Regions from separate parts of the Homo sapiens genome. Here region 1 is linked to region 2. Evidence: chromatin loops called from intact Hi-C (ENCODE). Cell type or tissue: IMR-90. All regions are shown on one strand.

Region 1 (4,000 bases), 110 kb after region 2:
TGTCATACACATCACAAATACAATCAACATTATGGATTTACTCCCATCTAGGCATGAATAGTCGTGTGTTTATGTGTACACAATGTGACAAAGAAGAAACACAATAGCCACAATTTATCGGGCACTTATTATATGTCAGGTAGTAGAATAGGGGTTCTGCACACATAACCTCATGCTTTTCATATATATGACCTGATTTATTCCTCATAGCCATCTGTGAAGTAGTTAATATTATTTTTATTATTATTATATATTTTTTTGAGACAGTCTTGCTCTGTTTCCCAGGCTGCAGTGCAGTGGTGCGATCTCGGCACACCACAACCTCCGCCTCTCGGGTTCAAGTGATTCTCATGCCTCAGCCTCCCTAGTAGCTGGGACTACAGGCGTGCGCCACCACACCCAGCTAATTTTTTGGTATTTTTAGTAGAGACAGGGTTTCACCACGTTGGCCAGGCTGTTCTTGAACTCCTGACCTCAGGTGATCCGCCCACCTCAGCATCCCAAAGTGTTGGGATTACAGGCGTGAGCCACCATGCCCAGCCAGTAGTTAATATTATAATCCTCCCTTTCAGATGAAGAAAATGAAGCTCGCCAGGCACAGTGGCTCACGCCTGTAATCCCAGCAGTTTGGGAGGCCGAGGCAGGCAGATCACTTGAGGTCAGGAGTTCAAGACCATCCTGGCCAATATGTTGAAACCCCATCTCTACTAAAAATACAAAAATTAGCTGGGCATGGTGGCACATGCTTGTAGTCCTAGCTACTCTGGAAGTTGAGGCAGGAGAATCACTTGAACCTGGTAGGTGGAGGTTGCAGTGAGCTGTGACAGTGCCACTGCACTCCAGCCTGGGTGACAGAGTGAGATTCCATCTCAAAAAAAAAAAATAAAAGAAAATAAAAGAAAAAAGAAAATGAAGCTTACACAAGTTAAGTGACTTGCTTGGAGTCACACAGTTGATATTATATATGGTGATGCTGAGCTTAGATTCCAGAACTGCTTTGAGAGCCTATGCTTCTAATCACTATTCTACAGTGTCTCTCTGAGGCAATAGGCTTAAAAAAATAGATTCCAAAAATTGCTGCTTTCAAACGTGTTGTCTTTTAAAGAAATCTCTTTGAAAAGTGCCAGCTTACCCCATCAATACTGCCATTGTTCAGGCTCTTTGGCCTTCAGAACCATACACAATCCTCACGAGAAAATGAGTCTCAATTTTATCATCCTCATCTTTTAATCTAAAATGGTATTACTTAACTTGATCATGCACCTTATTCCCCGGACTTTGATCTAAATGAATTTTAGCTGTTAAAAATCAAATCCACCTTTAAAGGATAAATATTTGTCCTCATCAAGATACTCCATTCACTTCAGTGTCGAAAAAGAAACGATCCAGAGTGTTTTTAACAGCATCTTTGGAATAAGTAATTCATCTTCCAGGGAGATTGCTTTGAAGGAGAGCCTCATGTGGGATGCATAAGCTCTGGTATGTTTATTTAAAACATACCTTAAATTTCCTTACACATATTCACAAGTAACTTGCCTGGAAGCCCCAGACACTCAGCTCTACTAAGGCAGGAGAAATTGATGAGGTCATCAAGTCCTTTTGAATTGTATGTTCCTAGACTCTTAAACTTTTATTCAGTGAATTGTAAACATGAGCAAAAGGTTTCACTGCGGGAAAGGACCCTGCCTAAACAGAGACGCTCACACACATGCACCTCAACCCACCTCTCCATTCTGCAATGTGGAGCCTTAAGCCATTGCTGGCTTAGGGCTAGAGAGACTATTTGGGGCTCTGAAGAGACAAATCAGAATAGGCAGCTTTTTTGATAGGAAGTCAGCAACTTCCATTCTTGCAACTACCCTGAGCTTAACTTAAATGCCTTCCAGTTGCTAAAAACCTGCAGCTGTATCTGAGCCCAGACAGCCTTTTAACAAAAGTTGTCCATTTTTATGTGGCCAGCCATTGGGTAATCAATACACACGAGATCATCCTTCCACAACCTTTTTCAGTCGCCAACACTTGATGAGTCAGGGTAGTTAACCCAGCCCAAAGACACTGTAGCTGGGCTTCATCACTACATTAGACCCTACTTAAACCCTTCCTTGCTGATTTACTTACAGCACAGCTCTTCTACTTTTTGCAGTAACATAACTTTGGTTAAAGTTCTTGTCACTTTCAGTTTTGCCTACGCTGCCTCCCACTTCCTCCCAAAGCACCCCCCGCCCCCATCATGCTGTGCTCTCCAGATGTTCACAGTCCTGAAATATCCCACATGACAAAATATATACATGTTGTAATTATCCAAGTAAGTCCATCTTTGCTTACTTTGGTCTGGTTCCCATTTGTCTTATCAGTTAAATAGCAAAACTTTGATTAGTGTGGTAGGCAGAACACTGCCCACCCCCCAACCAAAGATCCCCACATCCTAATCCCAGGAACCTATACCCATGCTATGTTACATGGCAAGGGGGAATTAAAGTTGCAAATGGAATTTAGGTAACTGATTAGCTGACCTGAGAATAGAGAACATATCCTGGATTATCTAGGTGGGCCCAATGTTATCACAGGGTCCTGAAAGTGTGTAAACCAAAAAGTATCTGAGACAAGCCTCAATCAATTTAGAAAGTTTATTTTGCCAGCCGGGCACGGTGGCTCACGCCTGTAATCCCAGTGCTTTGGGAGGCTGAGGCGGGCGGATCACGAGGTCAAGAGATCGAGACCATCTTGGCCAACATGGAGAAACCCCGTCTCTACTAAAAATACAAAAATTAGCTGGGCGTGGTGGCATGTGCCTGTAGTCCTAGATACTCAGGAGGCTGAGGCAGGAGAATCACTTGAACCTGGGAGGTGGAGGTCGCAGTGAGCCGAGATTGCGCCACTGCACTCCAGCCTGGCAACGGAGCGAGACTTTGTCTCAAAAAAAAAGAGAGAGTTTATTTTGCCAAGGTTAAGGATACACCTGCGACACAACTTCAGGAGGTCCTGACGACGTGTGCTCAAGGTGGTTGGAGTACAGCTTGCTTTTATACATTTTAGGGAGACATAATACATCAATCAATACATGTGAGATCTACATTAGCTCCATCTGGAAGGGCAGGACAACACAAAGGTGGGGAGGGCTTCCAGGTAACAGGTAGATTTAAACAGATTCTCACTGGCAATTGGTTGAAAGATCTGTTATCTGTAGAAAAGAATGTCTGAGTTACCATAGGGGTTGCAGAGACCTAGGTTTTATCATGCAGATAAAGCCTCCAAGTAGCAGGCTTTAGAGAGCAAAGTAAATTTCTTATCAGACTTAAGGTCTGTGTTGATGTTAATGCTGGAGGGGTCTAATGAGGTATGTCCAACCCCTGCTTCCCTTCATGGCCTGAACTGGTCCTTCAGGTTAGATTTTTAGGGTGCCCTGACTGAGAAGGGAGTCCATTCACATGGTTGTGGGCAGGGCCTTTGAATTTTATTTTTGGTTTACAAGTGTAAGAGTGAGGCGGAAGAGAAAGAGTGATGTGATGGAGAACCGGGCCTGCTGTTGCTGGCTTTGAACATGGGAGAAGAAGGCCATCAGCCAAGGAATGCAGACAGCCTCAAAAAGCTGGAAGGGACCAGGAAACAGACTGCCCCTACAGCCTTCAAAATGGAGCACAGCCCTGCCGAAATCTTTGTTTTTAGCCCAGTGAGTACCATTTTAGATTTATGAACTAGAGAATCGTAAGAAATTTGTGCTATTTTAAGCCACTGAATTTATGATAACATGTTATCGCAACAATAGGAATCCAACACAATCAGCTGAAGCCTAAATAACCAGAAGACACATTCACTTCACATTTTCTGCGTATCACTTTTGAGAGAAATATTCAAATCTCAAGAGAAACTTAAATCAACAGTTTACTTTTAAGCAAGATCCTAGATTGAATTCTCTTCAAACAGACCCTGACAGGATTGGGGGCCACAGGTTTATTGGGGAGCTCTCTCTGGTGCAAAAAGCTAGATCTGGCTGAGACAC
Region 2 (4,000 bases):
TATCTATGCTCTAAAAAACTTTGAACAATTTGCAGTTTTCTTATTCAAAATTGGGGGAATAAATATCTACATCACAGAATTAACTAAGATAATGTATGCAAAGTGCTTGTTTAGAACAGATACAAAATGGTAGCCATATTCGGTGATAATGCCTACTGAAGGAAGGCAGAAGCAAGCGCGGGCACAAAAACTCTGGTATGACTCATCATCTCCACATTCTTAAATTGTATGGAGAAGGAAAATGGTGAAGTAGGCTAAAAGTATGGCCTCTGCAGCTGATCCACCTTGGTTCAAATCCTAGTTCTACCACATCTTGCTTATTTGGGCAAATTATTTAATAATTTTGCCACAGAATGGTTATGAGTAAATGTAAGTAAACCATGTGTTTGCCTTCTTATTTTCACTTCCTAGAGCCAGAAGACTTGGACTAAATTCATGACAAGTTGCCTCACTCTGGGACCTGATTGTGCTATATTTGCAACCTGTTCTTTATAAAAAGAACGTTGAGTCATTCTTTTAAAAATTCATGCTGTTATACTGAGAGTGGAAAATTAAATATAAAGTTGTGGTTCTCCATTTCAGGGGAATCACATCATCAGTTCAAGTCCTTTCTGGAATTTTCCCATAGTCCATTCAGACTCAAGAAACCAATCAACCGTATAAATGCAAAGAAAAACAGAAAGTATCCAGTCTGTAGAAGCATAATTTTCTTTTTTGTTTAGACTGGAAGAAAGAAGTCTTCCACTTTCCCTGCTTCTACAGCTATCCCAAGTATTCCTACAGTTTGAGATGACGAGTCCTTTTTTAGGTACAGTGTTCAGTACACAGCAGTCCCCCTTTATCTGTGAGCGGCGAGGGATATGTGTTCCAAGACCTACAGTGGATGCCTGAAATCAAAGCTAGTACCGAACATCTATATACACTGCGTTTTTTCCTATACATACATGCCTATGATAAAGTTTAATTTATATTGGGGACAATATGAGATTAATAACAAAAACTAATAATAAAATAGAACAATTGTAACAATATATCAGCATCACTAGTCTTGCGCTTTGAGGCCATTAGGTAAAATAAGGGTTATTGAACACAAGCGCTGAGATACAGTTGATCTGATAACCTAGAGGGCTACAAAGTAACGAATAAGAGGGAAGAATATACAGGGTGAATAAGCTGGACAAAGGGATGATTCACATCCTGGGCAGGTTAGTGTGAGATTTTTATCACACTACTCAGGATGGCGTGCAATTTAAAACTTATGCGGTGTTTATTTCTGGAATTTTTCATTAAATATTTTCAAACTGTGGTTGACCACGGGTAACTGAAACCATGGAAAGCAGAACCATGGATTGGGGAGGACTACTGGAATGGCATTGTTTCACAAGCTAAGCCATTCTGTCACAAGAACACCTTGCAATGAGATTTCCTTACCTGCCTGTGCAATGTCTTTTTTTTTTTTTCACGTCAAATGCTTTCCAGTAGATTTAGAATGTGGACCTACACATATGGAATCACTCAGCATTCTTGAGCATTCCATTTGTAGTTAAAAGAATTTTGATCCACAACCAGTAATCTTGTTTCAGGAGTGAAGTCCAGGATGTGGAGAAAGCCTGAATGAGAGGCAGGAATCTAGTATCAAGGCAAGGACCATGGAATTTAAGGCTAGAAACCTAAGCATATTATTCGCAGGCCCCAAGAATGGTCTTTTAAAGTCAGTAAAAACTGAATAACTCACCAGTTTCGAACCTTACTCTTTATTAAAAACAATGGAAACAGAAGATAACACTGGAATTTGCAACATCAACTTCATTGTGAAAAGCAAGTACAAGTAAACAAATAGCATACTATTATGAAATAATAGTATGATATAAAGAAAGAACAGATAGGTATGTGTGTAAGGCTACAAAGGAGACCTAGATACCATGTGCCTGCAGTTCTGTTGACTGTCAGCAGACAGCACTCTCAGCATGTCAGTTTCAAGTTAGGGTACTCCAGGAAGAAGTGTGACTTAAGAATTGGCTGGGCGTGGTGGCTCACACCTGTAATCCCAGTACTTTGGGAGGCTGAGGCAGGTGGATCACCTGAGGTCAGGAATTCGAGACCAGCCTGGCCAACATGGTGAAACTCCATCTTTACTAAAAATACAAAATTAGCCAGGTCTGTTGGCACGTGCCTGTAATTCTAGCTGCTTGGGAGGCTGAAGCAGGAGAATCACTTGAACCCGGGAGGTGGAGGTTGCAGTGAGCCAAGATTGCACCACTGCACTCCAGCCTGGGCAACAAGAGCGAAACTCCGTCTCAAAAAAAAAAAAAAAAAAAAGAATTGTACTCTGCTGCTTTTATTTTTTACCAAAAGACATACCATCTTTTTACAAAGGATAATGTTACAGGCCTCCTGATTAATGAACTAGCATCACTTATACCTGGTTTAGTTTATCTATTACTGGTTTATTTGAAATATAACAACTCATTTAAACTTCAGCCTTATAATTAGTAAGAAATGTGAGCACACTGAGAGAGAGTTCATGCTCTTTTACAAATACAAATTATTAATGTCTCCTCATTAAATAAAATTTGTGAAATTTGGTATATAGTCTTTGGGGAGTTTTATAAATATTTTCTACTATTTGCTAGTTTATTTTATTATTTATTTATTTTGAGACAGGGTCTTGCTGTATTGCCCAGGCTGGAGTGCAGTGGCGAGATCTTGGCTCACTGCAACCTCCGCCTCCTGGGTTCAAGCGATTCTTGTGCCTCAGCCTCCCAAGTAGCTGGGATTTCAGCCACGTGCCACCACACCTGGCTAATTTTTGTATTTTTAGTAGAGATGGGGTTTCACCATGTTGGCCAGGCTGGTCTCGAACTCCTGACCTCAGGTGATCCACTCGCCTTGGCATCCCAAAGTGCTGGGACTACAGGCACGAGCCACCATGCCTGGCCTATTTGCTAGTTTAATAACCTTGGGGGAAAGTTACTTAAACTCCCTGAACTCAGTTCCCTCAATGATTAAGTGTGGTTAATAATGGTACCTACCTCACTGTCATGGCATTGTAAGGATTAATCTCTGCCTGCATGGAGCCTGGCACAGAGCAAGCAGTGACATGGTAGCTGTTGCTATGATGATGATGATGATTGCTGTATTTTTATTGAAAGCCTCCACTACCCTTGATGAAAATAGCCATGAATATAAAAAAAGAAGTACATTATTGAAATGTATAGATTTTGTATAAAGGTGTTTTTTTAATACTGTTATTTTTCTACATTTTTATTCAGAAGTCTTAAATACACAGAAATGAACCTCCATATAGTTATCACTCAGTTTAAACGATGATCAATATTTTTACCACTTTTGTATTTTCTACCCCCAGCATTATATGTCTGTAATATTTTAAAGGAAGCCTGGAAATTATGCTATTCTACCTATAAATACTTTAGTGTACATCTCTAATGTCAGGATTGTTTTTAAAACATAATCATCATGTAAAATTAAAAATAAATTCTTAAAATCATCTAATACCATATTTGAATTTCAATACTGCTTTCAGGAATGTCATTTTACAGTTAATTTGTTCAAATCAGGATCCAAACAATATCTACATATTGCATTTTTTATCTTTTGTCTTTTTTTTTTTTTGAAACAGGATCTTGCTCTGTCACCCAGTCTGAAGTGCTGTGGCACAACCATGGCTCTATGCAGCCTTGACCTCCTGAACTCAAGCAATTGTCCTACCTCAGCCTTCCCAGTTGCTAGGACCACAGGTGCATGCCACCACATCTGGCTAATTTACAGTTTTTGTAGAGATGCGGTCTCACTATGTTACCCAGGCTGGTCTTGAACTCCTAGATCAAGCAATTGTCCCACTTCGACCTCTCAAAGTGTTGGGATTACAGGCGTAAGCCACTGGGCCTGGCCCTTAAGTCTTTTAAATTCTCTTCATTTTCTTCTTATTTAATGCCATTGATTTGTTAGAGAAATCTGTTAGAGATTTTTGTCCTTCCTG

Evidence for each region. Hi-C counts contacts between places; a loop is a spot of excess contacts. Peaks named below come from ENCODE experiments on the same cell type or tissue, not always from the same donor. Only the 100,000 strongest peaks of a DNase experiment are listed, where the experiment ranks them.
Region 1: a loop joins it to region 2, with 5 times the contacts of the local background. A loop is called at or near these places in 1 of 110 quality-filtered maps.

What each region holds. Positions count from the first base shown.
Region 1 is chr2:201,908,035-201,912,034 of GRCh38, forward strand. No RefSeq gene overlaps it. Among named protein-coding and RNA genes, the nearest start is that of CDK15, 100 kb to the left of the region's middle. In IMR-90, no CTCF peak of the experiment used is centred here; DNase peaks (open chromatin) are centred at 1,017, 1,537 and 2,087; H3K4me3 peaks cover 842 bases; H3K27ac peaks cover 1,702 bases.
Region 2 is chr2:201,797,144-201,801,143 of GRCh38, forward strand. No RefSeq gene overlaps it. Among named protein-coding and RNA genes, the nearest start is that of CDK15, 7.4 kb to the right of the region's middle. In IMR-90, a CTCF peak has its summit at 1,945; DNase peaks (open chromatin) are centred at 538, 1,258 and 1,938; H3K4me3 peaks cover 197 bases; H3K27ac peaks cover 1,906 bases.